Regions from separate parts of the Homo sapiens genome. Here region 2 is linked to region 1. The links are chromatin loops, found by intact Hi-C in ENCODE. Cell type or tissue: PC-9. All regions are shown on one strand. Links, peaks and the distances in the headings refer to the core of each region. The heading gives the core; the rest is flanking DNA.

The links. Hi-C counts contacts between places; a loop is a spot of excess contacts. Peaks named below come from ENCODE experiments on the same cell type or tissue, not always from the same donor. Only the 100,000 strongest peaks of a DNase experiment are listed, where the experiment ranks them.
Region 2: it touches region 1 in a loop (6-fold over the local background); 1 of 110 quality-filtered maps calls a loop at or near these places.

Annotation. Positions count from the first base shown.
Region 1 is chr1:62,219,474-62,234,418 of GRCh38, forward strand. No RefSeq gene overlaps it. Among named protein-coding and RNA genes, the nearest start is that of L1TD1, 32 kb to the left of the region's middle. RefSeq lists enhancers at 13,295-13,795, 13,796-14,296. In PC-9, for the core only: no CTCF peak of the experiment used is centred there; DNase peaks (open chromatin) are centred at 10,248 and 11,438; H3K27ac peaks cover 2,905 bases.
Region 2 is chr1:62,300,507-62,315,451 of GRCh38, forward strand. The region is part of intron 1 of KANK4 (KN motif and ankyrin repeat domains 4); the gene reads right to left. Among named protein-coding and RNA genes, the nearest start is that of KANK4, 11 kb to the right of the region's middle. RefSeq lists an enhancer at 7,970-8,656. In PC-9, for the core only: no CTCF peak of the experiment used is centred there; DNase peaks (open chromatin) are centred at 5,815, 7,245, 7,735 and 9,605; H3K27ac peaks cover 2,364 bases.

The sequences.
Region 1 (14,945 bases), core at 9,497-14,496:
CACACCCGTAATCCCAGCACTTTGGGAGGCTGAGGTGAGCGGATGACGAAGTCAGGAGTTAAAGACCTGCATGACCAACATGGTAAAACCCCATCTCTACTAAAAATACAAAAATTAGTCGGGCATGGTGGCGAGCGCCTGTAGTCCCAGCTACCTGGCAGGCTGAGGCAGGAGAACTGCTTGAACCCAGGAGGCAGAAGTTGCAGTGAGCTGAGATCACACCCCTGCACTCCAGCCTGGGCGACAGAGTGAGACTCTGTCTCAAAAAAAAAAAAAAAAAGAGAAAGAATAGCCTGAAAAAACCTAGAGGAGAGAGGAGGACTTGTTTTTTGAGATGGAGTTTCACTCTTTCACCCAGGCTGAAGTGGCACGATCTTGGCTCACTGCAACCTACGCACTCCCCGCCTCCCCTTGGGTTCAAGCAATTCTCCTGCCTCAGCCTCCTGAGTAGCTGGGATTACAGGCATGCGCCACTACACCTGGTTAATTTTTGTATTTTTAGTAGAGAGGGGGTTTCATTATGTTGGCCAGGCTGGTCTCAAACTCTTGACCTCAGGGGATCCATCTGCCTCAGCCTTCCAAAATGCTAGGATTACAGGCGTGAGCCACCGTGCCCGGCTGGAGAGAGGACTTGACTCATGCAGAGAATTATTTCTCCTTTAGTATGGCTGGGGCTTAGAGATATTTAAAAATCCATATTTTTTACTTCTCTATTATTAGCTTTTAAATGACAGTATGCAGACATTTAAGTTTTCTGTATGGTAGTATAAAAACAGGGCAGCAAAACTCCAGGCTGTTAGGGATTGTGACATCTATCTCTCCTTTCACTGCAACAATGGAGGATGTGAACTCAATACCGGTGGCCCAAATATTTTTATGCCAAGAAAGACTTTCCTTGACTTGATAGAGTTTATGGTCTTAGTGGGAAAACCAGACATTAAAGAATGTTAAGGCTTCTGAGTTATATGAAAGGGACAATACTGTGTTCTCTGAACACCTGAGAAAGAGGACTGAGGAGCCTCACACTTCAGATGAGACATTGAAGAAGTCTAGAGATGTTATTATACAACATCCTGACCCAAGTCTATAAACAAATAGGGATATTTCAATTATTTGCTTAACTTGCATAAGAATATGAAAAGTAGGCCGGGCATGGTGGCTTGCGCGCATAGTCCCAGCACTTTGGGAGGCCGATCACCTGAGGTCGGGAGTTTAAGACAAGCCTGACTAACATGGAGAAAGCCTGTCTCTACTAAAAATACAAAATTAGCCGGGTGTGGTGGTGCATGCCTATAATCCCAGCTACTTGGGAAGCTGAGGCAGGAGAATCGCTTGAAACCCGGAGGTGGAGGTGGCAGGGAGCCAAGATCGTGCCACTGCACTCCAGCCTGGACGACAGAGTGAGACTCCATCTCAAATAATAATAATAAGCAATTAAAGCTGCTAAAAGTCAATTATTTATTTATTTATGTTTTGAGATAGAGTCTCGCTCTGTTGTCCAGGCTTGAATGCAATGGTGCGATCTCGACTCATTGCAACCTTCACCTCCCGGGTTCAAGCAATTCTTGTGCCTCAGCCTCCCTAGTAGCTGGGATCACAGGTGCTGGATAATTTTTTTTGTATTTTTAGTAGAGATGGGGTTTTGCCATGTTGGCCAAGCAGGTCTCGAACTCCTGACCTCAGGTGATCCGTCCAACTTGGCCTCCCAAAGTGTTGGGATTACAGGTGTGAGCCACTGTGCCCGGCCAATTTTTAAATTAAATCTTTCCTCTAAAATAACCATTGGACCTTGCAGCCATTTTGTTTCTAATCACCATATATACAAATGTAAATTTTTATGAATAAGAATTTCCTTTATTTAGTCCTACCCTCCTTCTCCACCCCACCCTTATGGTAGGACAGGCTAGCAAGACTGGAATTAATAGACCAAAGGGTCTGGTCATTTTATGGCTTGTGCTACATATTATCCATATTACTTTCAAAAACAGAGTTAGTGATTTATACTGTCTCAACTGAGAGAGCTGGCTTTTCACCTCTTCCTGTCAACAAAGGGCATAATTTAAAACACATTTTAATGAAGAAAAAAATGGTACCTTGCGATGCTCAATGTTGACTTCTAGTGTGATTAGAACACCTCTGTTTGTATTACTTCCACCATACTGCACTCATCTAGCTATGCAAATTGGGCTTTTAATTTTGTATCTTTTTTTTTTTTTTTTTTTTGAGGCAGAGTCTTGCTCTGTCGCCCAGGCTGGAGTGCAGTGGCATGATCTCGGCTCACTGCAAGCTCCACCTCCTGGGTTCATGCCATTCTCCTGCCTCAGCCTCCCCAGCAGCTGGGACTACAGGCGCCTGCCACCACGCCCGGCTAATTTTTTTTTGTATTTTTAGTAGAGATGGGGTTTCACGGTGTTAGCCAGGATGGTCTTGATCTCTTGACCTCGTGATCTGCCTGCCTTGGCCTCCCAAAGTGCTGGGATTACAGGTGTGAGCCACCACACCCGGCCTTTTTTTTTTGAGAAGGAGTTTCACTCTTGTCCCCCAGGCTGGTGTGCAATGGCACAATCTTGGCTCACTGCAACCTCTGCCTCCTGGGTTCAAATGATTCTCCTGCCTCAGCCTCTTGAGTAGCTAGGATTACAGGCATGCACCACCACACCTGGCTAATTTTTATATTTTTAGTAGAGATGGGTTTCACCATGTTGGCCAGGCTGGTCTCAAACTCCTGGCCTTAAGTGATCTGCCCACCTTGGCCTCCCAAAGTGCTAGGATTACAGGCATGAGCCACGGCGCATGGCCGAATTTTGTATCCTTAAATGTGCTTTATGCTGGGCGTGGGGGCTCACGCTTATAATCCCAGCACTTTGGGAGGCTGCAGCAGGAGGATTGCTTGAGCTCCGGAGTTTAAGACCAGCCTAGGCAATATAGTGAGACCCTGTCTCCACAATACATTACAAAATCTGGCCAGGTGTGGTGATGTGCGCCTGTAGTCCTAGCTACTCGAGAGGCTGAGGTAGGAGGATTGTATGAGCCCAGGAGGTCGAGGCTGCAGTGAGCTGTGATCACACCACTCCACTCCAGTCTGGGTGATGAAGTACACCCTGTCTCAAAAACATAAAAATAAGGCCAGGCGTGGTGGCTTACGCCTGTAATCCCAACACTTTGGGAGACGGAGGCAGGCAGATCACCTTATGTTGGGAGTTCGAGATCCGCCTGGCTAACATGGTGAAACCCCATCTCTACTAAATATACAAAATTAGCTGGGCATGGTGACGCACACTTGTTATCCCAGCTACTCAGGCTGAGGCAGGAGAATCGCTTGAATCTGGGAGGCGGAGGTTGCAGTGAGCCGGGATCATGCCACTGCACTCCAGCCTGGGCAACAGAGTGAGACTCTGACTCCAAAAAAAATAAAAGTTAAAAAAATGTGGTTTATCTTATTTTTTTACAGGGCTAAAGAACTGGGTCTATTTCACCCACCATATCTTTTATTCCCTCTAATTTCATGTTTTCAACTTTTTCTTTAATTGGCTTTAATTCATTTTTGATTCATTTGTATGAAGTGTCCTTTATTATATCTGCTTGGGGTTTATTTTTTTTTTCCTTTTTTTTTTTTTGGAGACAGAGTCTCACTCTGTCGCCCAGGCTGGAGTACAGTTGCATGATCTTGGCTCACTGCAACCTCTGCCTCCCAGGTTCAAGCAATTCTCCTGCCTCAGCCTCCTGAGTAGCTGGGATTACAGGCGCCCACCACCATGCCCAGCTAATTTTTTTTTTGTATTTTTAGTAGAGACAGGGGTTCACCATGTTGGTCAGGCTGGTCTCAAGCTCCTGACCTCAGGCAGTCCACTCGCCTCTGCCTCCCAAAGTGCTGGGATTACAGGCATGAGCCACTGTGCCCGGCCTCATTTATTTTTAAAAGTTACAAAAATGGAATTAAATGAGAAGACAGACATCAGACAAGATGATGATAGTTAAAATTTAAGGGGAAAAATAAGACTCCAAGAAAAAGATACAAACCAGCCCTTTTTATCTTTAATTAAATAGAAAATACAAACTAATTCTTTTAACTTTTATTTATTTATTTATTTATTTATTTTGAGACAGGGTCTGGCTCTGTCACCCAGGCTGGAGTGCAGTGGCACGATCTTGGCTCACAACTACCTCCGCCTCCCCAGGCTTAAGCAATCCTCCCACCTCAGCCTCCCAAGTAGCTGAAACTACAGGTGTGCGCCATCACCCCCAGGTAATTTTTGTACTTGTTGTAGAGATGAGGTTTTGTCATGTTGCCCAGGCTGGTCTCGAACTCCTGGGTTCAAGGGATTCACTTGCCTTGGCCTCCCAAAGTGCTAGGATTACGGGCATGAGCCACTGCGCCCGGCTACTTTTATTTACTTTTTGTTAGAGGTAAAAAGAGAATAAAGGTGGCCAGGCACGGTGGCTCACGCCTGTAATCCCAGCACTCTGGGAGGCCAACGTTGGGAGATTACTTGACCGCAGGAGTTTGAGACTTGCCTGGGCAACATAGTGAGACTCTGTCTCTATTTAGAAGAATCAATATAAAAGAGTAAGATAAAGAACTACCCGTAAATATGTATTAAGAGATTGTTATGGACTGAATGTTTGTGTCCCCTCGAAATTCATATGCTGTAGCCCTAACCTCCAATGTGATGGTATTTGAAGGTGGGGCCTTTGAGAAGTACTTAGGTTTAGATCAGGCCATGATAGTGGACGCCTTGCAGTGGATTAGTTTCCTTATAAGAGGAGGGACAGAGAGCTCTGTCTTTATGAGCACACACCAAAGAAAGGCCATGTGACCATACAGTGAGATGTCAGCTGTCTGCAAGCCAAGAAGACGGCCCCACCAGAACCTCACCATGTTGGCACCCTGATTTCAGACTTCCAGCCTCCAGAATGGTGAGAAAATAACAGCCTGTTGTTTAAGCCACCCAGTCTATGATACATTCTTAAAGCAGCCTGAGGTGACTAAGAGAGAAGTTTACTAGGAATGGGTATAGAAATTTTATTTAAATGTATTTTCTGGGGTTTTTTTTTGTTTTTTTTTTTTTTTTGAGACAGAGCCTCGCTCTGTCACCCAGGCTGGAGTGCAGTGGTGCAATCTCGGCTCACTGCAACCTCCGCCTCCCGGGTTCAAGCGATTCTCCTGCCTCAGCTTCCCGAGTAGCTGGGATTATAGGCACCTGCCACCATGCCCAGCTAATTTTTGTATTTTTGGTAGAGACGGGGTTTCACCACGCTGGCCAGGGTGGTCTCAAACTCCTGACCTCAGGCGATTCGCCCGCCTCGGCCTCCCAAAGTGCTGGGATTACAGGCGTGAGCCACCGCGCCCAGCTGTGAAATGTATTTTCTTTTTTTTTTTTTTTGAGACAAAGTCTTGCACTGTCACCCAGGCTGGAGTGCAGTGGCGCGATCTCGGCTCACTGCAACCTCCATCTCCCAGGTTCAAGCAATTCTCCTGCCTCAGCCTCCCAAATAGCTGGGATTACAGGCGCCTGCCACCACACCTGGCTAATTTTTGTATGTATTTTGAGACGGAGTCTCGCTCTGTCACCCAGGCTGGAGTGCAGTGGCGTGATCTTGGCTCACTGCAACCTCTGCCTCCCGGGTTCAAGCGATTCTCCTGCCTCAGCGTCCTGAGTAGCTGGAACTATAGATGCACCCCACCACGCCCAGCTAATTTTTTGTATTTTTAGTAGAGTCAGGGTTTCACCGTGTTAGCCATGATGGATTTTTGTATTTTTAGTAGAGAGAGGGTTTCACCACATTGGACAGGCTGATCTCGAACTCGTGACCTCAAGTGATCTGCCCACCTCGGCCTCCCAAACTGCTGGGATTACAGGCGTGAGACACCACGCCTGGCCAAAAGGTATTTTCGTTGTTTTTTTTTTTTTTTGGTTTTTTGAGACAAGGTCTCACTCTGTCACCAAGGCTGGAGTGTAGTGGTGTAATCTCGGCTCACTGCAATCTCTGCCTCTTGGGTTCAAGCGATTCTCGGGCCTCAGCCTCCCTAGTAGCTGGAATTACAGGCGCATCCCATCATGCCAGGCTAATTTTTGTATTTTTAGTAAAGATGAGGTTTCGCCATGTTGACCATGCTGGTCTTGAACTCCTGACCTCAAGTGATCCGCCCACCTTGGTCTCCCAAAGTGCTGAGATTACAGGTGTGAGCCATCACTCCCAGACTAAATGTATTTTCAACATTAATAAAGGTGATTATATATATAGTTTCTCTTTTGACTTAATAATTACATTACAAAATTTCTTTCTTTTTTTTTGAGACGGAGTCTCACTCGGTCCTCCAGGCTGGAGTCCAGTGATGCGATCTTAGCTCATTGCAACCTCTGTCTCGGTTCGAGTGATTCTCCTGCCTCAGCCTCTCAAGTAGCTAGGATTACAGACACCCGCTACCACACTCAGCTAAGTTTTTTTTTTTTTTTTTTTTTAATGTAGAGACAGGGTTTCGCTATGTTGGCCAGACTGGTCTCAAACTCCTGACCTCAAGTGATCTGCCCGCCTTGGCCTCCCAAAGTGCCAGATTACAGGCGTGAGCCACTGCGTGTGGCCCAAAATTTCTTAATATAGCACCATCTTTGATTCTTCAATTTCTGGAATAAACTCCACTTGATCTTGTGTATTATTCTTTTTTTTTTTTTTTTTTGAGATAGAGTTTCACTCTTGTTGCCCAGGCTAGCGTGCAATGGCACAATCTCTGCTCACTGCAACCTCTGCCTCCCGAGTAGCTGGGATTATAGGCGTGCACCACCACGCCCAGCTAATTTTTGTATTTTTAGTAGAGACAAGGTTTCACCATGTTGGCCAGGCTGGTATCAAACTCCTGACCTCAGGTGATCTGCCCAGCTTGGCCTCCCAAAGTGCTGGGATTACAGGTGTGAGCCACCATGCCCAGCCTGCTGGCACACATTCTAAAGAGAGCCAACTGGCACAACCTGAGGACTTCTGAGAGGACCAGAGCACCAGTGGCCTCCCCATCCACCTTCCCTCCCTTCTCCTCCAGGTTACCTAAGGGAACCCCAGAGGAATTCAAGGAGGATGGGGTGATTCTGAAGCTACGGTCCAGCATGGCATGCTATGGTCTTGAAGCCTATGAAATTCACTCTTCAACAAACTTGGCATCTACGTTAAGCATGTGAATGTACAGAGTTATCAATCAACAATAGCCTTTAAGATTATTGTAATCCCCTAAGTACTTCGGCCCCAGGTAGCCACCCACTGCTGGATGTCAGAGGACATCACGGTGCTCTTTCCTGCCTGCACCCCTAGTCTGGAATGCTTACCCCACATCTCTGCTGAGTGAACTCCTTCCTATTCATGCTTCAAGACCCAGCTCAGTCCTGGCTCAGCTGACCCCTTGGTTCCTGTGTCTGTTCCCTGCTGGGCTGTGAGTGTTTTTATATTTTGTTTTTCTTATGTCCATTTAGATTTGAATATGAATGTTTTATTTTATTTTACTTATTTTTTTATGTTTCTTTGAGACAGAGTCTTGCTCTGTTACCTAGGCTGGAGTGCAGTGGTACAATCTTGGCTCACTGCAACCTCCGCCTCCTGGGCTCAAGCAATTTTCATGCCTCAGCCTCCCAGTAGCTGGGACCACAGGCACCCACCATCATGCCCGACTAATTTTTTTTGTATTTTTAGTGATGGCCTCAAGCGATCCTCCCGCCTCAGCCTCCCAAAGTGTTGGGATTACAGGCGTGAGCCACCACAGCCAGCCTCGAATGTGAGTGGTTTTTGTTGTTGTTGTTGTTGTTGTTTTTTGAGACAGAGTTTCGCTCTTGTTGCCTAGGCTGGAGTGCAGTGGCACAATCTCGGCTCACTGCAACTTCCGCCTCCCAGGTTCAAGCGATTCTCCTGCCTCAGCCACCCGAGTAGCTAGGACTACAGGCATGTGCCACCACGCTCAGCTACTTTTGTTTTTTGTTTGTTTGTTTGTTTGTTTTAGTAGAGATGGGGTTTCACTTTGTTGGTTAGGCTGGTCTTGAACCCCTGACCTCAGGTGATCCGCCCACCTAGGCCCCCCAAAGTATTGGGATTACAGGAGTGAACCACTGCGCCCGGCCTCGAATGTGAGTGCGTTAAAACCCAGATCGGGTCTGATTGGGGTTGGCACCCAGGTGGCTCCATAATTGTTGCTGTCCTGAATTATTGCCCTCTTTGCTACTTGGACCGAACCCCATCTTGGGACCACCGACTTCCTCTGACTCCTGGTCAGGCTCCTGGGCGGCAAATCCTGGCCCCTGGTATGGTCCCGCCTGCCTCTCTGTCCCCTTGTCTACCTGACCAGACCTCTGAACTTCAAGGCCTGGATGCCCTGTCTCTCCTCCTGTGAGGCTCTGTCCTACCTCATGTTGGGACCTAGGGCGCTCTGTTGTACAACTCCAGGGAGCACCATTGTGTCTTCTGTAAATGGCAGCTCCTGGAACACAGTGAGCCCTCAATAGGGCATGTCAGCTGTGGGCTCAGACATCCTTTGGGTCTGGCAGTGCTCCATTTCATGTGCCCTGTCACCCTCACCCCTCTTTTTCCATCCCACTTCTCCTAGCTGGACCAAGCTAGGCGTCATCTACAAGCCCGGTGTGCTGACCAGGGAATGTGTGGGGCTTGGGGCATGGGGACAATAAATAACATCACTTTTCTCATTTCCCAGGCAGGTAACCAATTGAAAGATAAGATACCATAGACAGACATCAACTTTATTCCTGACTAAAGCTCAAAAGAAGGGCGTGGCGTAGATTTACAGTGACCATCCTAACACTCACGCGCAGAGTCACACGGTCCCACACTGGGCTGGACCAGCCCTGCTAAGCCCACAAGAGGTGGGGAGAACAGCAGCCGCTTCCTCTTTGTGGGGCCCAGGCCTGAGCTTCCCTCCGTTCCTGCCCCGGATCTGACCACTGGGATTGTGGGAGAGGGTGTCAAAGGACAGTTTTCTCCCATAGTTTTCCCTTCCAGGGAGAAGAGTGGAAATCCCCTCATCTCAAAGGCAACATGAGATTGGAGAATGTACTCTCAAATCCCCAAACAGCAACAGAATTGTTCTGCTTGCTTCAGAGCAGAGGCTCCGCAGCCCTTTCCAGACCTCTCCCAAGCGTGGAAATGGACGAAGGGCTGGATGGGGCTCAGAGGGGAGGTCAGGCGGGACTCCCTCAGACAGCAGCTGGGGTTCCTCTGTTCCAGGCCCAGCTCTCACTGAAACAGGAGAGGGTGTGAAGGAATGGATTTGGAACTGTCAAGAACTCCTTCCTTAGTGGGCAGTGGAGGTAATGCAGGGTTCAGACCATCTGTGCCCTGGACAGAGGCCTCTTTCTTCCCCAGGAATGCTAAGCACATGGGCATCCTGATACCTCAACTCCTCCAGTCCCAAATACTCTGCCTGTTTGTCCCCTTTGTCCTGAGCCACCCCGTAGGACCTGCAGGTCAGGCACTGACTTCATGTCAGGTCCCCGAAGCAGTTTTGTTCTCTCAGCAGTGTCCACTGGCCTGCAGCCAGGCACCTCTCTCCCCCAGCCTGGGTCACTGGCAAGGGAGCAAGAAGAGTTCTGGGCTCACAGCAGGCAGTGGAGTGTAGTCACAGAGCCTGATCCGGCTTGAAATCCCAGATCCTTTGCTTACTAGGCTGTGTGGCCTTAGGTGAGTTACTTAATCTCTCCGTGCTTCAGTTTCTGCATATGTAAAACAGGGATAATATCTAGCTCACTGGGTTATGATGAGACGTAAGTAACTTCATACAAACCCCTTAGGACTGATGCCTGGGCATTTCTAAGTACTCAGTGAAGGCAAGCTGCTGTTTTTATGGGCCCAGGTCTAGGAAAAAAGAATCAAACAGCCAGGGGAAAGGGGATGCTCTCCACTGTATATTAAGTTCTATCATAGGGACCATTTTAGCTAAACACAGAAAAACAGAGGAGGGGGCTGGGTGTGGTGGCTCATGCCTGTAATCCCAGACCTTAGGAGGCTGGATTGCTTGAGCCCAGGAGTTCGAGACCAGCCTGGGCAATAAAGTGAGACCCCCATCTACAAAAGATACAAAATTTAGCTGGGTGTGGTGGCGCATGCCTGTAGTTCCAGCTACTAGGGGGCAGGGTGAGGTGGGAGGGTAACTTGAGCCTGGGAGGCAGAGGTTGCAGTGAGCTGAGATTGCATCACTGGTCTCCAGCCTGGGCGACAGAGGGAGATCCTATCTCAAAAAAAAAAAAAAAAAAAAGACAGAGGAGGAACAAGGAACAATTATCCCCCATTTTACAGATCAAAAGCTGAGTGAAGCAGTGGTCCAGCTGGAATTCAACACCTGAGATATCTGACTCCAGATACCAGCCCTTCCTTGCTTCCCACTAGCTGCCTAACCCAGAGAGGAGATTGGGAAAAGAGAAACAAGTTACAGAATTCAAGAGTAGGTATCATCTGGGGTCTTCCTGAAGGAACAAGTGTTGCTCCAGAGAAGCCAGAAATTCTTATCTCTGCTTTGCTCTAACCACCTCTTTAGGCTTTATGACTGAAGAGTCCCTTTGGCCCCTTAACTCCACAAGGCTGACCCTGGTGATCAGCAGCTGAGATCTACATGATACAGTCCAGACACCAGAAGGAGACTGAATCTCTCTCCCAAATCTCAGCTCTAAAATTCCCAAGAGAGGGCCTCATGGGTCCAGGCAGTGTCTGGTGTCCGTCCTGCAATGGCCAGGAGCCAGGTTTTCTTGTAGGAGTGTGACAGCTCCTCCTGCAGTCGGGGATCCTGGATGGGGCTGAGGAGAAGTTCCAAGGCAAGGAGGATTGGCATCTGCTCCATAAGTGCATTCTTCTCTTTGCACTTGATCTTTTATCTACCTCATAGATAGATCCTTCTTGCTCACACTTTCAGCCTGTCCTTTTTTTTTTTTTTTTTTTTTTTTGAGACAGGGTCTCGCTCTGTCACTCAAGCTGGAGTGCAGTGGCATGAACTTGGCTCACTGCAGCCTCCACCTCCCAAGTTCAAGTGATTCTCCTGCCTCAGCCTCCCAGGTAGCTGGGATTACAGGCGTGTGCCACCACACCTGGTTAATTTTTTTGTATTTTTAGTAGAGATAGGGTTTCACCATGTTGACCAGGCTGGTCTTCAACTCCTGACCTCCCCAGTGATCCACCCACCTAGGTCTCCCAAAGTGCTGGGATTACAGGCATGAGCCACTGTGCCCAGCGCTTTCAGCCAGTTTGACCTCTACTCATGCAAATTTTACCTTTCCCTTTATGCCTCACTCCACCTCACGGCTTCACTCTCTTCTCCCTGATCGCACCCCACTGTGACTGCCTGAAATGCCACATGTTTCTTCATTCAGATTTCTCAGATAATTCAATGGTTCCACCCATAATTCCACACCTGGCCACTTCATAGACAATGACTCACTTAAGGACAGGCTGCCTCAGGGTGCACAGCCTGTATTCAGGAATCTGCTAGAGCAACACATAGCTGTACCTTCTGCAAGGCTGTGGGCTGGATGACTCCACTGTGGGCGTGGAACACGGGCTGGTGTCATAAGGAGACATTCTTTATGCCTTAGGCATTGAAAGGATACTCCTTCCAAAAGGCCTTTCCCAGCGTTTCCCCCTGAAATCCACTAACCATAGCATTTCACTGTTGACACTGCCATATAGTGCTAAGTGCAGTTGTCTAACTCCTACTGCCACAGAGATTCAAGTGTACAATGGCTTACACGTGTGAGAAGATTATTTCTTGTTCAGATATCAAATGCAGAATAAGCAGTCCAGAGAGGAGATGACAGCTTTATGGTGTTGGGGACCTATGCTCCTTCTGACTTGCTGTTCTATCATCCCTTGGACGGTGGCCTCATCTCCTTGGATCCAGATGGATCACTACCACATTCCAGCCAGTGGGAAGGGGGAAATGCATTTCCTTTTCCTTTAAATGCGGGAGCCAGAGTTTGCACACCTCACTTCACTCACACCTTGCCAGCCAGAACGTAGTTACAGGGTCACATCAAGCTTGAAGGAGAGCTGGCAAATGAAGTCTATTTTGGGTGGCCATGTGCCCAGCTAAAAGTTGGGAATTCTATTATTAAAGAGGAAGAGGAAGAGAAGAATGCATATCCCACCATTCTGTCACCGTTTTTGACTGCTCTCCACTCACTATCCAGTCTGTCACATGCTGGCACATCCCATTCCTGATGCCTTTCCTATGGGGCTCTATTCTTCATCCCCACCAATACCACCATGCATTGGGCCCTTCCTGCTTTATACCCACTGTCTCATTAGAACGTCCTAGCTGATCCCTTTGCTTTCAGTCACCTTCTGTGATCATTCTATTAATAAATAGCAAATCTGATCATATGCCCCTATTGTTTAGAAATCAATGGCTCCCCACTGCCCATAGCAGTAAGATTTTGAATCCTTTTTTTTTTGAGACAGGGTCTCATTCTGTCACCTAGCCTGGAGTGTAGTGGTGAGATCACAGTCATTGCAGCCTTGACCTCCTGGGCTCAAGTGATCTCCCCACCTTAGCCTCCCAAGTAGCTGAGACTACAGGCACACATCACAACGCCTGGCTAGTTATTAATTTTTTTTTTTTTGTAGAGATGGGATGTCACTATGTTGCCCAGGCTGGGCTCAAGTGATCCTCCTGCTTCAGCCTCTCAAAGTGTTGGGATTACAGGTGTGAGCAACTGCATTCAGCTGAGTGCAGATTTTTGAATCCCTGAAGTTGTATGCAAATTTTGCCTTCTTTTTTTTTTTTATTGCAAAAACTTTTTTTTTTTTTTTTTTGAGATGGAGTCTCACTCGCTCTATCACCCAGGCTGGAGTGCAGTGGCACAATCTTGGCTCACTGCAACCTCTGCCTACTGGGTTCAAGTGATTCTCATGCCTCAGCCTCCCGAGTAGCTGGGATTATAGGCATGCACCACCATGCCCTGCTAATTTTTGTATTTTTTAGTAGAGATGGGGGTTTCACCATGTTGGCCAGACTGGTCTGGAACTCCTGACCTCAATGGGTCAGCCCACCTTGGCCTCCCAAAGTGCTGAGATATACAGGCGTGCGCCACTACGCCTGGCCATTTTACTTTTTCTTTCTTTTTTTTCTTTTAGAGATGGGGTCTCAATCTGTCACCCAGGCTGGAGTGCAGTGGTGCGAAAATAACTCACTGGACTCAAACAATCCTCCTGCTTTAGCCTCCTAAGTAACTAGGATTACAGACATGTGTCACCATGCCTGTCTATTTTTTATTTTAAATTTTTTTTTGTAGAGATGAGGTCTTGCTATTTTGCCCAGGCTGGTCTTAAACTCCTGGCCTCAAGCAATCCTTTCGCCTTGGCCTCCCAAACTTTTTCTGTTGAGGCCTTTGCATTTTCAAAGGGGTCTGTTATTCCCCTCAAGTTACAGGCACAAGTCCAAATTCCAAGTATCCATGTACGAGTGTGGTATGTTTCCTGACCTCCCTTTCACGTCTCCTGTTTAGTCACGTCTCCTGCGTAACTGAAACTAAAGTCATTTTGAAATTGTCTCCATTGCCCAACAGGTCACACTTTTTCTTTTTTTTTCCTTTTTTCTTTTCGTGATGGAGTCTCACTCTGTCGCCCAGGCTGGAGTACAGTGGCGTGATCTTGGCTCACTGCAAACTCCACCTCCCGCATTCAAGCGATTCTTATGCCTCAGCCACCCGAATAGCTGGGATTACAGGCGTGAGCCAGCGTGCCCAGCCCAGGTCAGGTCATGCTCTTTCACATGCCACATCTTCCATCCACCTGCCGTTATATCTAAACTCCTAGGCATCGTTATGGCTTGGCTGAAAAGCCACCTCCTCTGGGAGGCGTCCTTGACTCCCTTTGTCCCACTCAGTCTCCACAGCTCGACTCAGGCCTCCAACACTTGTCACATTTCATAGTGGTCGTTAGCTTACACCTGCCCCCCACCAACAAACCATTAACTCTGGAGCCCAGGACTCTGAATGGACACTCCACAAATGTTTATTGAATAAATGTCACTCATGCTAAAAAAACTGGAGTGCTGTTTCTAACATGTGAATCTGAGCATTGCTTCCTTTTTGCGGAGGAGCGGGGAATGGTGTCTGGCTGTAACCCAGGCTTGAGTGCAGTGGTGAGATACCGGCTCACTGCAGCCTCTGCCTCCCCAGTTGAAGCGATTCTCCTGCCTCAGCCTTCCAAGTAGCTGGGATTACAGGCACATGCCACCACACCCAGCTAATTTTTGTATTTTTAGTAGAGATGGGATTTCACCATGTTGTTCAGGCTGATCTTGAACTCCTGACCTCAAATGATCTACCCATCTTGGCCTCCCAAAGTGCTGGGATTACAAGCATGAGCCACTGTACCCAGCATAGGCACATTAATATTATTTGAATGGCCCAAATCAATGTTCTCTCTTGTTTTGGAGCTTTATTCTTGCTTCTTCCTCTGCCTGGAACGTTCTCCTGCTCCTCTTTGCCTGGCTAGCTCCTACGTATCCTTCAGATAGTTAAAATATACCTCAGGAAGTCTTCCTGGATCCCCTCCCCACTTCTAGGTGAAGGGGGTACTAGGCTGAGGGCCCCATCTATGCACACCCCCAGCACCCTATGTTCGCCCAGTTGCAACGTGGCTCTCACTGCAAGGCGGTGGCTCATTTGTCTTCCTTCCCTGCTCACATGCAGTGCACTCTGTGCCTAACTCACCCGCTGGCGTAGCCCCAGCCTCAAGCACAGCACTTGGAAGGGAAGAGGTACCTGATAAATGTGTTAAATGTGGGTTAGAGGAATGGATTTCTCCATTTTAAATCTTGATTTCAATACCTTTCTGTTGCCTTTGGAATAAAGCCTTACCACAGCTTTTACAGCACTTTCTGATGTGGTCTCCATGTAATTTTAGTCTCGTCTCTTAAAAATATACCCTTTGATTTCAGTGTCCCACTCAAACATGGTAGCCAC
Region 2 (14,945 bases), core at 4,684-9,683, 76 kb after region 1:
TTGAGCTGGGCGTTGAAGGATGAGTAAAAGTTAAGCAGGCAGATGGGAGAAGCAGCTCTCTAGCTAGAGATGAAAACATGTATGGTGGGCTTGAAGAATGACCAGCAATCCTGGCCTAGAGTACAGGGTCGGGGAAGCGGATGGCGGAAGACAGAGGTTGGAAGTCAGCTCATTTTATTTTCTAGAATAGGAAACCATCAAAAGTTCTTAAGCAGGGAGGAACAAGACGAAAGCTGGGTTTTAAATACAACTCTGACTGCAATGAGGGGCGTATGTCCCCAGATTCTGGACTATTAGTAGACATTCAATAAATATTTACAGAATGAACAACTGACTTCAAGAGGGAAATAGCAAGTCTGGCAAGCAGTCTGGCCAGACTTAATACCTTTCCCTAAATGCTCCTTTTATTTATTTTTTTTCTTGTAAGAGAACAGAAGCTTTTCTTCTCCTGTACTGAACCATTACAAATGTATATAATCTGAAATTGCAGGCATAATTACATAACGTCTTACATGGTTGGCAGTTTCATGAGTGTTGGCTTTGTCTTCCTGACTGAGTTTCGGCTCCGTGACAGCTCAATGCCTTTTGTGTTCTCTCAGCATTGCCCAAAAGCATCTATCATGTGCTGGGAACACAGTAGGCTCCAGGTAAGCAGAACATGAAACAGACTTACGGAGCACAAGAGCTGGACAGGCTCCTGCAATTACCGAGTTCAACTCTCTCATTTCACAGATGGGGAGACTGGGAGAAAGAGAAACATATGCACTATGTGGAAATGTGTGCACGCTCCTACTACTGGGTTCTTGCATTGCACAGCAGGGACCTGGGCTCAGTTAAGATTTTCAGGTACTAACACCAAAGGTCCAGACATAGACTGAAATTAACCAGTGATGAACCTGGCCAACAGCAAGGTGAACAGAACACCGACACACAAACAACACAGGCACAGAAGAATGTCTGACATACATGAGTGGTATTCAGCACCCACCGCTTATTAAATTATGAAAACAGCGTAGCCTGGGACTAGACCGGACAGAGGCAGGAAAGCACAAAGATTAAGGGTGTGGGCTTTGGAGTGTGTGGATCCGGGTCTGAATCCCAGCTCTGCCACTTACCAGTGTGTGTTTAGGTTCCCTAACTGCGCCCACCGCCTCTACTGCCAGCCCAGCGTCCAAATAGCTAACACGAGAAAAAAACAATTTCCTCCTTATAGGATTACACAGATGAATTGGGATGAGGTATGTAAAATGCTTATCACAGTGCCTGCAGTGGGGATTGAAAGGTCACCAACCAGAGAGAAAGCAAGGAAGAAAGCACTTGGCACCTAACAGCTGGGACAAGGGAGAAACCTGAAGCTTAGAGATGTAGATTCAAGAGCCATCCATTTCCGTGTGATCACCACGTGGTTGGGGGTGGGGGGTGGTGAGAAGCAAGAGCAAGCAGAGGAGTCTGAGGAGCACCCCTGAAGACAGTCATGCATGGGGAACAGGTAAGAAGGAAGAGCCAGGATGGGGTACAGCTCAGAAACACAAAGGGGGTCAGTTTTGAGAAGACTGTTCTATGATGTCAGATGCTGTGGAACTTGAAGACCATGTGAGGCTCGGGCTTAGTTTCAAAAGAGCAGGAGGCAGACGTCAAGGGTTGACAAGATGGTTGAAGCAGCAGATGGGCTACGCTTTGGCTGTTTTCCAGTGCAATTCAGGAGAGAAAGGGACAGTAGCTCCAGGGAGGGACAAGGTGAGCTCTGGGAAAGGCGAGCATGTTTGCAGGTCTGGAGGAAGAAGCCGAGGGAGAAGGATGGACTTCTAGATGCAAGAAAGAGGAGCTGGCATAGGAGTCGACATTTACTCCAGGCACTGTGCTAAATAAAAGATGCAACACATGTTGAATTTACTCATTACCACTACCTTAGGAGCTAGATGCTTTTATTATTTTATTTCATATTTTACAATGAGAAGACTAGGCAAAGAGAGGGTGCTTACAGACTGAATGAGCCCCCTCTAAAATTCGTATGTTGAAATCCTAACCCCCAATGTGATGGTATTAGGAGATAGGGATTTGGGCAGATAGAGCAGATGAATGGGGTTAATGTCCTCATAAAAAAGTCCCCAGAGTGCTCCCTGGCCTCTTCCACCAACTGAGGACTCAGAAGAAGACAACTGTCTATGAACCAGGAAGAGGGTTGTCCCCCAGACGTGGAATCTGCCAGCGCTTTGACCCAGGACTTCCAGCCTCCAGAACTGTGGGAAATAAAATTTATTAAAATTTATAAGCCACCCCGTCTATGGTAGTTTGTAATAGCAACCCAAATGGACTAAGACAGAGGTGAAATAGTTTACCCAGGTTAGCAGTAGGAGAATCTGAGATTTGAAGCCAAAAGCTCTGGCTTAAGAGTTCATGGCTTTTACCCAAAGGGCCAGTCTGCTAGAGTTTCTGGAGGTGGGAAGAGAAGGCTTTCAAAGTTTGGCTTTGGCAGGGGAGTGGAGAGCAAAGATGGAGAAAAACAGCAAGGTGGGAATGAGGAAGTTTAAGCCACATGATCTCCATCTTCTCAGGTAGGAAGAGATCAAGAGCTGAGACTGAGGGCTGTGTGAATGGACTTGGGAACTTACGAAGTGTAGATGAGGTTTGCAATAGTCAGTGAGGATACTGGGATGAGAGGCAGCTGACACACATGGAGGATGCCAAGTAGCAGATGAAGTCAAAGGGCATGGATTTAATGGATCCAGCAGTCCCAAGACAGGGTCAGAGAAATGGGACAGTAAAGTTTAATCCAGGATGGGGCTGACAAAAGTCAAAGGAGTTGAGAGAGGGAGATTGTAGGGCACAAAGAAGGGCATGATAGCTGGCATAATGGGGAGGGGCGGTATTTTCAACATCATGTCATCCATACCAACAAGTGCAAAGGTGAGGACAGGGCGAGCAGCCATGATGTGTTATAGCTGAGGTTTCCTGACCAGCCCCCCGACCCAAAGGCACCCTAATTACAAAGGTGCCCAAAAGCACCCACCGCCCATCCCAAACTAAGTCGTCTTGGTTCATAACTCTGCTGCCCAATATCGTAGCCACCAACTACATGTTAGTGGCTAACTAACTACATGTTACTTAACTAACTACTGAGCACTTGAAATGTAGCTAGTCTGAATTAAAATGTGCTGTAAGTGTAAAGTACACCTGAATTTCAAAGACTTAATATGAAAAAATGAATATAAAATTTCTCTTTTTTTGGTACTGATCACATGGTGAAATGATAATATTTTGGATATATTGGGTTAAATAAAATATATTAAAATTAATTTCACCTGTTTTCTTTTTATTTTCTTTAATGTACTCCTAGAAAACTTAAAATGTATTTCAAATTCTTTTTCTTTTTTTCTTTTTTTTTGAGACAGGCTCTCATTCTGTCACCCAGGCTGAAGTGCAATGGTGCAATCTCAGCTCACTGGAACTTCCGTCTCCCAGGTTCAAGCGATTCTCCAACCTCAGCCTCCCAAGTAGCTGGGACTACAGGCACACACCACCATGCCTCGCTAATTTTTGTATTTTTTGGTAGAGACAGGGTTTCCGCATGTTGGCCAGGCTGGTCTTGAACTCCTGACCTCAAGTGATCTGCCCACCTTGGCCTCCCAAAATGCTGGGATTACAGGCATGAGCCACCATGCCCGGACCTTCAGATTCTATTTCTATTGGCAAGAGCTGGTCCATATACCAAATTTGGGCTAAATGAATGTTTTAGGCCCATTTAACCAAGACGTTGATCTGAATAGCAACAGAACTGATAAGTTTTGATTTGTTGGACATGGGAATGGAGTGCCAGGGAGCTGTGACCTGAAATAAGAAAGAGGTGCTCACTGGGATACCAGAAGCAGATTTTTATGATGTGCCACTGATGGGGGCAAGAAAAGGGCCAAACATCCAAAATGAGACCAAATGTCAAAAAAGCCCACAAGCCTTCCAGTGATGACAAGAAGGACCCTGGACCTGCTTCCAATCCAGGATTCTCCCCTTCTAGCTCTGCACTGGGCCTTAACTTCCCCAGCTCCTGTCTGCCCCCTCCACTGACCTCAGGTGACCTCCAAACTGCCCCACCCAGCCCCATCCTCTTCGCTTGCTCCCACCAGTCTCTTTAGGACACTAAGCCCAACAACCTCATGCATTCCAAAAAGCCTCTCCCAACCAGCCAGCACTGGGGCCGATTACCCGCCCCCTCGCCAACAGCCTCCCCTTTCAGGAGATTCCTGCCAACAATTAAGAAAGGAGGCAATATGATACAGCGCGACCGGCATGGCTTGTGAGCCAGGAAATCCAGATCCTAACTCAGATTTGTCCAATTTCTGCTGTGTGAGTTTAAGGCATATCACAACTTCTCTGGGCCTCAGCTGCTTATCTGCTACCTACCACTACTGTCCTAAGTCTATAGACTTGCCAGAGGGTTCAATGAGATAATGGGAGTACAAGTGCTTTGCTAAAGACGAAGTGATATCCAAATGAAAGGGAATATTGTAATCTAGAGAGGGAAGCAGAAGAGATGTGAAAACGGAAAAGGAGGGTGCAGGAAGGAGGTGTCACTTGCAAAGACAAGCTGTGAATCCCCTCCATTGTACTAAGAGGGGTTGACCTTTCCTACGGCAGGAGGGCACCTCCATCTCCCCAAGAGCCAGCACAGGCCAAAGCCTTCCTATCAGAGAACACCACATACCTACCTGGCTTCAGAAATTTTCCTGCAGCTGAATAAATAAAAGTGATTCCAGGGAAAATGTCCTAAACAAAACCCGAATGCAGCTGTTGATGAATTGCTTGAGATTTTTTTTTTCTTTTTTGAGACAGAGTCTCGCTTTGTCGCCCAGGCTGGAGTGAAATGGCGTGATCTCGGCTCACTGCAACCTCCGCTTCCCGGGTTCAAGCAATTCTCCTGCTTCAGCCTCCCAAGTAGCTGGGATTACAGGCGCCTGCCACCAAGCCTGGCTAATTTTTTTGTATTTTTAGTAGAGATGGGGTTTTGCCATGTTGGCCAGGCTGGTCTTGAACTCCTGACCTAAGGTGATCCACCTGCCTCAGCCTCCCAAAGTTCAGGGATTACAGGTGTGAGCCACCATGCCTGCCCCTGCTTGAGATTTTAATGTTAAACAGCACTGAAAGGAGGATTTTAAGCTCCACTGTGAAAGTTATAACTCATCCAAGGTTCACTGGCCCTCTGAACCCTCCTGCAACACGGTGAAGGAAGAAAAATCGGGAATCCAAAGAATGGAAGATGTTAAGCAGGGGTTGCTTTCTCCTGACACTGCATTGCGCTCTGATAACCCAGTACCCAAAAAGCTGCTTTGAACACATTCACATTTTATTTAACCCTCAGTAGAACCTTTGAAGGAAGGAATTATCATCTCCATTTAAAAGAACTGGCAACTAAGGTTTGGAGGTGCCCAGTGGGGATTCAGGACTAGCTCTTTCTATTTAGTAGTGTTTCCCATTACAGACTCTCTCTCTCTCTCTCTTTTTAACACAAGGTCCTGTTCTGCTGCCCAGGCTGGAGTGCAGTGGTGCCATCATGGCTCACTGTGGCCTCAAACTCCTGGCCTCAAGCGATCCTTCTGGTTCAGTCTCCTAAGTAGGTGGGACTACAGGCATGTGCCACCATGCCCAGCTAATTTTTATTTTTATGTTTTGTAGAGATAGGGGTCTCACTATGTTGCCCAGGCTGGTTTCAAACTGCTGGCCTCAAGCGATCCTCCTGCCTCAGCCTCTGAAAGCATTGGGATTACAGGCATGAGTCACTGCACCTAGACCACAGACTTTCTTTACTCAGACCCAGACATAATTAATGACTTGCAATATGTTCAAGATGGAGTATGAGGAAAAAAACAGCAGGACAATAGGTAAGCCCCATTTTTATTTAAAAAATTTTCTATACAAATATATCTGGATATGTATCTAGCTCTATATAAGAATATGTAGTTACATATCATATATATACAGTGCCAAACTAGATCAATTTCCTCCAAACTGGTCTATATGCTCTAACCACCAGTTCTTGACAGTTTAAAGTTTTTGCCTTTATATGCTTCTACATTATTTTATTATTATCATTTTTTAAACAGATTCTCTATCCCTGTTGCTCAGGCAGAGGTGCAGTGGCATGATCATAACTCATTACCTCTATATATTTTTCAATGTTTGCTGCTAACTGGTATGATATTTATAATAATTTTTAATAAAAAAATTCCCAATAGTGTTCACAAAGCCTTTCAAATTGTAAAGGCCACCCCCTCCAACATACACATTATTTAGAGGAATAGTAATATAATATAACATAATAATAATTTCTTTTCCTCTCCTCCTTTTCCAAATTATTCCTAAAAATTCTCTTTGTATTAGTTTCTGTAGCAATTAAACACACAAACACACAGAAACATTTCACTCTGTCCTTCTTTTTAAGCTTAAAAGGATAATAAAGTAAGATAGTAAACATCTTACAATACAATAAATATTGGCCAAGGGTGGGTGTTTTGGTGTCATCCCCAGTAAAGATGCCAGACACTGCAGCTGAAAGCAAACAGGCCTACCCGTCATTCCATCTTTCCAGATGTCCTGGCCCCACCTTCACTTCGTCCAGGTTCCTTCCCAGGCCATCATGCAGGAAGCATCCCATTTGCCCCACCTAACTGCTTCTCAACCCACAATCAAAATTTTCCTGAGGAGTCCGGTGCGGTGGCTCACACCTGTAATCTCAGCACTTTGGGAGGCTGAGGTGGGTAGATCGCCTGAGGTCAGGAGTTCGAGACCAGCCGGGCCAACATGGTGAAACCTTGTCCTACTAAAAATACAAAAATTAGCCGGACGTCGTGGTGCACACCTGCAGTCCCAGCTACTTGGGAGGCTGAGGAAGGAGAATGGCTTGAATCCAGGAGGCAGAGGTTGCAGTGAGCTGAGATCGCAGCACTGCACTCCAGCCTGGGTGACAGAAAGAGACTCTGCCAAAAAAAAAAAAAAAAAAATTCCTGAGGAGTAGTTAAAATTCATTTCCTAATCTGATAAACAGACTATAATGTGAATAGTTTAGAATTTCCTTTCTCCTCCCCTGTAACACATTAACATTCTGAGAACATTGTAATAACTCCACAGTAAGCTTATGGCAGAGATTTCAGACAAGCCAGTTGGCTGTGGGACCCCAGCCATCACCGAAGGTCCACTGCTCACCTTCCAGCCAGGTGTGGCCATGGTGGGAGTGACTCAAGGCTAGTGTTGCCAGACCTGATTTTTTTTTTTTTTCAAAAGAAGCTAGACATGTAGATTTATGTAAAATCTGATTTTTAAATGTTGACAGAATTCTTCTTTTTTAAAAAATGCTATGAAGGTCAAACAGAACCCAAATGCAAGCCAAATGCCACCCATGTGCCTGCCAGCTAGGCCCTGAAGGCTGTCTCTGCATACCTCTCTAGCCTCATCTCCAATTCCTCTGCCCTTCATAAATGCCACTCACACCTCACCCCCTGCCTTAACACCCCTGTGCCTTTGCTCACCCCGTATCCACCCTGTAGGATGCCCTTTTTTGTCTTTTCTATCAGACTGGCAAGTGGCAGGTTGCAGCTTGGTCTCTGGGCCCCAGGAACCAGCATTCACCTCTGCCTGCCCTTTGCTCCTGGTCTCTAGCGCCCTAGGGAAAAGTGTTTTCTGCATGATTCAGGCTCTGCTTTGGAAGGCTAACTACAGTTATGATGGATGACAGTGGGGACGCACCTTCCCCAGAGGCTAACAGGAAAGCCGGCTGGAGAGGCTCACACAGGCGCCTGCATGGAGAGGGGCCTAATGACCTCCTATTGCCCAGGGCGGCTGCCTGGCCAGATAATGTGCCTTCTGCAGTCAGGACAAGAGCAGGGGTGGGAGGATCCTGTAGAGAGCCCTGAAGTGAGTCTATGCTGGTTACCAGAAAACTCCTGAGCAGCTGCACCCCCTACCCCTCCTCACTCACCAGCCAGGAGCCTGGGCCAGGTGCTCCTGCTCCTGATCTCTCTCCTGGTCCAGGTTGGAGAGAACTATCCTGGTCTCAGGAGGAATCACAAAGAATCTAGCCAGGCTGACATTCTCAAAAGCCCAGCCACCCTCTCAAAGGAGCAGTTTCCAGCACCCACCAACACTCATCCCAAGATCAGAGGGTTAAGGAAAACTCTGGTTTCCTGCTACCACCACCACAACCACCACCCCCAAAGTCAAGCCAGGGAGGGAACACCGAGGGCACCTCTCCCCAGGGAACTCAGCACCTCAGAGAACTTGCCTAGAAGGCAACGATCTGGGAAAAATGTCACAGGGCCCAAACCCTCCCAGAGAAAGGCAGATTCCTAAGTCCCCTCCCACCCAGACTTGGCATCTAAGCAGCTGGGGTGGAGGAGCAGGGTCCCCCTGACTTCTGATTCTCCTGCCTCTTTTTCCTCCATCTCCTCCCTTAGGGACCGTCCCAGAACCTCCCTTGGGGCTCCCAGGGGCTTTCAATCCTCACCTCCAGGATAACTTGAAGAATACCAGGTGTTTTAGCCTGTCTGGGCTGCTATCACAAACTACCATAAGATGGGTGGCTTCCAAACAAAAGATGTGTGTATGTCTCACCGTTCTGGAGGCTCGGAGAATGCCATCAGCGTGCCAGCATGGCTGGGTTCTGGTGGGGTCCCTCTTTCAGCTTGCAGACTGTTGGCATCTGGCGTGTCCTCACATGACAGAAGGGTTGACAGAGCTCTCTCTTCTAAGAGCACTATCCCATTTGTGAGGGCTCCACCTTCATGACCTAAGTTACCTCCCAAAGATTGCATGTCCTAATACCATCACATTGGGGATTAGAACATCAACATATGAATTCTGGGAGGATACCAGCTTTCAGACCACAGCACCAGGCTCTCATTGAGAATCCCAGGCAGACCTGGTAGCATCCACAGGCAGTTTAGCTCAATAAATCCTCGACACACCAGTGAAGTAGGATCTTTTACCCTATTTTAAAGGCAAGAAAGTTAACTTCAAAACCACTTTATAATTAGAAAGGAAAAAGAAACCTTCAACTGAAAGAAGACTACATTACTTAAATTTTTTTAAAAAAGCTAATTTTATTAACTAGTTATTATGTGCCAAGGGCTTTAAGTGCACTATCTCATTTCATCTTGGGTAACCCTATAATACAATCTTTTTTGTCCCCATTTTACAGATAGGAAGCTGAGGATAGGGCAGCGATGTGACTTAGCCAAGGCCAGGGGAATTTCACTCTTCCACGGGCCACACTGCGATGGACTAACAGGTTCTCCTTCCAGGTAACACATCTACATTTTAACAAGAGCTGCCTGGAGAAGACAAAGTAGCCCAAAGCAATGGTTCAAAAGCGGGGAATTTCTCTGCCAGTGGGCAGAGCTCTCAGGGCAGGAGCCTTTTGGCACCAGCAAGCATCACCCGAAGGCGGCCACCCACAGGCCTGGCTGACACAGGGCTCCATTCAGCAGTCGGCAAAGCCAAGGGACATGGGGATAGAATGAAGAAGAGGATTAAGTCAGGGAAGGCCAGCCCCGAGGCAGGCACTACAGCAAGGCAAGCAAGCACCTGAAGAAGAATGTGCTCCTCCCCTGTTCCCTTGTCCAAAATATCAGTCACTTAACCACGTGGAATCATCAGTCCCAGGGCAGGGCAGCAAACTGGGGCAAAAGTCCTCACTCAGCTCAGTCATTCAATCCCCTTGCCACCCAGGGCCTGCCACCTGCCCTCTCTGGTTCGCTCCTCAGTTGTAAGACAAGGGGGACGATCTAGGTAAGTGGTAAGGTTTCTTCCACCCTCAACTAATACAAAATTGCGTAGGAGCCTAGTGCATCTGGCACTTGGAGCAGCAGCATTAATGGCCAAGGTAGGATGCAGGGAGGACTGGAGAGAGAGGGAGAAAGCAGCAGGGGCCAAAGAAAGGTGAGGGACAAGCTCTAGGTGACGGAGACCAGAAAAGGGGTTTGGGGGGCTGGGGTGCCAAGAATGGGCAAATTCCCTGAAAGGGGGAATGAAAGAAACAATTCATTTGCTTTTATCAAGGTTCTACTGAGAAGGCCTCCATGACAGATGCGGCACTGGGCACTGGGAAGGGGAGAAGGAGCTTCTATACAGAGGGACAGCCATGCACAGCAATAGCAATTAGCTCTTCACAAGGCCAGAGCCAGGTACTATGATGAGTAGTGCCTGCTGCTCATGTTGGAGAGAAATCAGGGAAGCCTTCCTAAAAGAGCTCACCTGAGAAGATGGGGACAATTTCACCCAGTCTAAGTCTAGTTCCTCCCACCCAAATGGAAAGAACTACCCAAAATGGCGCTGAAGCACTAGAGGGAGAATAGGTAAAATTAGGCAAGCACCATTATCTCCATTTCACAAATACAAAAACTGAGGTTCAGCATGGTCATGGCCAGGTAGCAGAGCTGGCATTAGAACCCATTCTGCCTGACTCCACAGCTTTTGCTTGTAATTTCTATTCTGTCATCACTCCTGCAGACTGTATGCCTGTGAGTGGGTTAAGGGTGGGAGGGGAAGGAACTGGCGTGAGAACAAGCAAAGGCCAGAGAGATGGATTGGGGAAGATGAGGATGGATAGTAAGCACTTTCCTACCAAAAGAATATGGCAGCCAGAGCTTTCCCAAACACACTCTTCCCAGTTGCCTGTAGTAGGTTTCAAGAACAAGTTTCTAGAATCAGGCAGATGCAGGCTGAGCTCCTGGCTCCACCACTTGATATCTCGGGTACCCTAGAGCAAGTGTTTAACCTCTTAGAGCTTCACTTTGCTCACCAATACAACGGGAATGATAACAGTCATACCTTATTGAGTAGTGGGTAAAGATGAAACAACTGCTATATTCAAAGGTCTTGGCACGGTGTCTGGCACAAGTTCGATAAAAGGTAGCAAAAAAAAACACAACCACTACTCTAATAAATATTGCTCCAGTAGACGCTCCTGTTTCCTGGCTTCCTCCTCAAAATCACCATGGGGCCAGTCCTCCACATCCTCCCTCCTCCTCCTTTGCATACCCTCCATTTCAGAACCCACTTCAAAGCTACTTCTTCACCAGCTTCATCTCCTTCCTAGGATTCTAGTTTGCACTGGATCAAGGGATTCATCAGTTAGTCTACACAAACTCCTTAACCTCTCGGGATCATCATTGCGCGCTAGGTGGTTGTTCCAGTAGATTGCTTTGCATGGGATTAACCAAGCAATCAGCTCAGGGGCTGGTGGGTTTGTGGGCTGATAGAATTACCCGATGAGTCAGCCGTGTGTGCCTGCAATTTGTAAATTGACCTCTAGATAACATCAAAGTCTTCTACCCAAACCACAAATTCTGCGCTTTTGCAAATTTGCCAACAATTAAATAAAATTTACTACTCCTTAAGAATGTCTTCCACTAATTAGACAGTGACAGATGAGTATATAAAAAGTCAGGGTGAGGGAGGGTAGGAAATTGGGGATAAAGCTTACTGACTTCCTGTCGGGGGTCTTAACCTTTTTTGTGCCTTCATCCCTTTGGCAGACTGGTGAAGCCTATGGACTCTTTCTCAGAACATTTAAAAATGCATAAAATAAAATGCATAGCTTGACTACAAAGAAAACCAATAATATTGAAATATAATTAATAAAATTTTTTAAATTGTGTAATATAGTAATATATTCTTCTTTATTAATGCATTAAATAACAAGCTCTGGCAGCAGGTATAGTAACTACTATAAATACAAAGCCATCAGGGACATAAATAATATTTCAAGGTATCTGTCGCAGCTAAAATGTAACATGAAAATATCTGTGATTTCTAGTGGTGACAATGTCACAGGGACTGCAAATACACTGTGGATTGTTGCCTACATTCGTAATACAAGAAAATCCTAAATAAAGATGCTTTTTTTCCCCTATCCAAGTTTACAGACTCCTCTGAATTCTATACGGGAACCCCTTGGGGCTCTTGACCCTAAGTTAAGAATCTCTGTTAGATCCTTTATGGCTCAGTAAGTATTTCTACTGGGCACATTTCTGAGTTCCAGCTCACCCTTCTCTCCTTCTTGAAGAATCTCCACCCACACCCTTTCTGCCTCAAAAGTTCTTCACATAGGACTCTCTTCTGCCCACCCCTCTCATCCAACTGGCCCAAGGAGGACCCCTGCCACAGTGGCATCCCATGCCCTGGCTGCCTGGCACCTGCCAAGACAGAGACTGGAGAGAAAGCCTCACTTGCAGAGAACCAGCTCAGACATCAGGATGCTCTCTGGAACTTGAAGTCAGCAACAAAAGAGAGCTTCGTGCAATCGTAGGGCAAGGGGTGGGTTGGCAGGTGCTGTGTTAATCCATGGCACTTAGAATGTAGGCCAGTGACCAGCTGTACTGGAAGAATGACCTTGAACTCAAACTCCTCTCCACGGTATCAACTGCCTCAAGGATGCTTGGCCTCCTTCCAGACCTGTGCTTAGACATCAATACAGTGGTTCCCCCCCAAACCCCTGTTATCTGCAGTTTCGCTTTCTGAAGTTTCAGTTACCTATGGTTAATGAAGGTCCAAAAATATTAAGACATTTTGAGGGAGAGAGAGAAAGACCATATTCACATAGTTTTTGTTACAGTATTATTGTTATAATTGTTGTCTTTTGTTATTGTTGTTAATCTCTTACTGTGCTAATTTATAAATTAAACTTTATCACAGGTATGTATGCATAGGAAAAAGCATAGTATATATAGAGTTCAGTACTATCCATGGTTTTAGGCATCCACAGAGGGTCCTGGAATGTATCTCCCATGGGAAAGGAGGTACTACTGTACTGCATTTTATGGCTTCTCAGTCTCTTCCTGGAACCACAACTCAAGGGAGTCTCTGTTTTCTGTGTTACAAGAGCCCCAGGTCAGCACCATTTTATTAATATAGACAAAGAAGCTGAAGTTTAGTAAACTTGAATAATGTTCTCAGGCTCACGGGGATAATAAATGGTGAAGCCATTTTCCCTTTCTTTTCCTCTCACTCCCAAACACCCTATTATGGAGGGGCAGGTGGGTAATGCCTTTTGTTATTATTTTTTATTTCAAATCACACAAATGATCCATGAAAATAATCTCTTAAAAATTCAAACATTACACCGCATGTTCTCATTCATAAGTAAGAGTTGAACAATGAGAACACATGGACACGGGGAGGGGAACATCACATACTGGGGCCTGCTGAGGGTGAGGGGCAAGGGGAGGGAGAGCATTAGGACAAATACCTAATGCATGCGGGGCTTAAAACCTAGATGACGGGTTGATAGGTGCAGCAAACCACCATGGCACATGTATACCTACGTAACAAACCTGCACGTTCTGCACATGTATCCCCAAGCTAAAAGTAAAATAATAAATTTTTTTTTAAATTTAAACATTGATAAAATGCCCTCCCCATTCATACTCAACGTCGTACCTAATAACTGTAGACCCTGACCACACTATTATATTCAGCCACTACCGAACTTGCCATTCCGTCTTTTTGTTTTGTTTTGTTTTGATTTGTTTTGTTTTTGAGATGAAGTCTTGCTCTTGCCGCCCAGGCTGGAGTACAGTGGCGCGATCTCGGCTCACTGCAACTTCTGCCTCCTGGGTTCAAGCGATTCTCCTGCCTCAGCCTCCTGAGTAGCTGGGATTACAGGCATGTGCTACCATGCCCAGCTAATTTTTGTATTTTTAGTAGAGATGGGGTTTCTCCATGTTGGCCAGGCTGGTCTCGAACTCCTGACCTCAGGTGATTGGCCTGCCTCAGCCTCCCAAAGTGCTGGCATTAAGGTGTGAGCCACTGCGCCCAGCCTCCATTCTGTCTTTTAAACCTTTCCCCAGGAGTAGGATGGCTACATTTTCCAAGGCAGAAGGGAGAGCGGGGTGGGAAACACCGATGAACTGAGCGCAGCGCCTGAAAACACTCAGCCCTGCTGCCTGGTGCCCTGCTAGGAACATCCAAATCGATGGCACCGAGAGCTGGCGTCTCCGGGCTGCTGGGCAGAAACCAGGATGTGGAGGGGAATCGGCACCGAAGGCTGCTCTTTTATCCTTGTGTGGAGCAAATTCTCCCTATGCTGTATTTCTCTCCCCCCTTGTCATTTGACGTCAGAGCCACAAATTAGAAATACATACCAAAGGAAACTCTGCAGACACAAAGGATCCTTCCATGCAAAGGGGGAAAAGCCACAGCCACATTAAAAAAAAAAAAAATCTATCCAACCAACAAGTTTTATTTACTTTTGGGGAAAAAATGAGGAGAGTGATGGAACTGGGATTTGTGTTTTCTCCCACAATGCCTGTGTCTCCAGAAAGCTATTTGAGGGGGCAGAGCCCAGGGCCTGGGCGAGACAGTGAAGTGATCCTTTTGAAAACAGGACTTCTTTCTCTTGGAGAAGGAACGCTCGGCCAGCTTCTTCAGACGCCACCAATCTATAACTGCCCATGTATCACATTCACCATCTACGTACTTTAAATCTTGGACAGCATTTATTTTATCCTGGAAACTGTGACAGCCCTGTTTTTAGCCGGAGGGCCCCTTTTCTCTCCTTTAATCCTACTTTGAAATATTATCTGTGTAGACTGCAGGCTGTTCACAGAAAGGCCCATTAGAAGCCTCTTAGTCCAAACTTGGTCTGGGAGATTGGCGTCCTGAGGCACAGAGAGGTTATGGACCAGCTGTAAATCACACAGCTGCTTGGCGGTGAATCTAGGCTCCAATCCCAGGATACACTGACCTCCAAACCCATGCCTCTTCCCACAAACTCTACTACAGTGTAGCACAAAGTGGTTAGCCGTCTGATCTCCAAAGACAGAGGGCTCTGTGAAATCCCAGTTTTATGGTCATTTAATATGGACCATGACCCTGGGCAAGTCACTTAACCTCTCTGAGCCTCGATTTCCTTACCTACACATTGGGGATTATGGCAGTAACTAACTCTAGGATAAGGG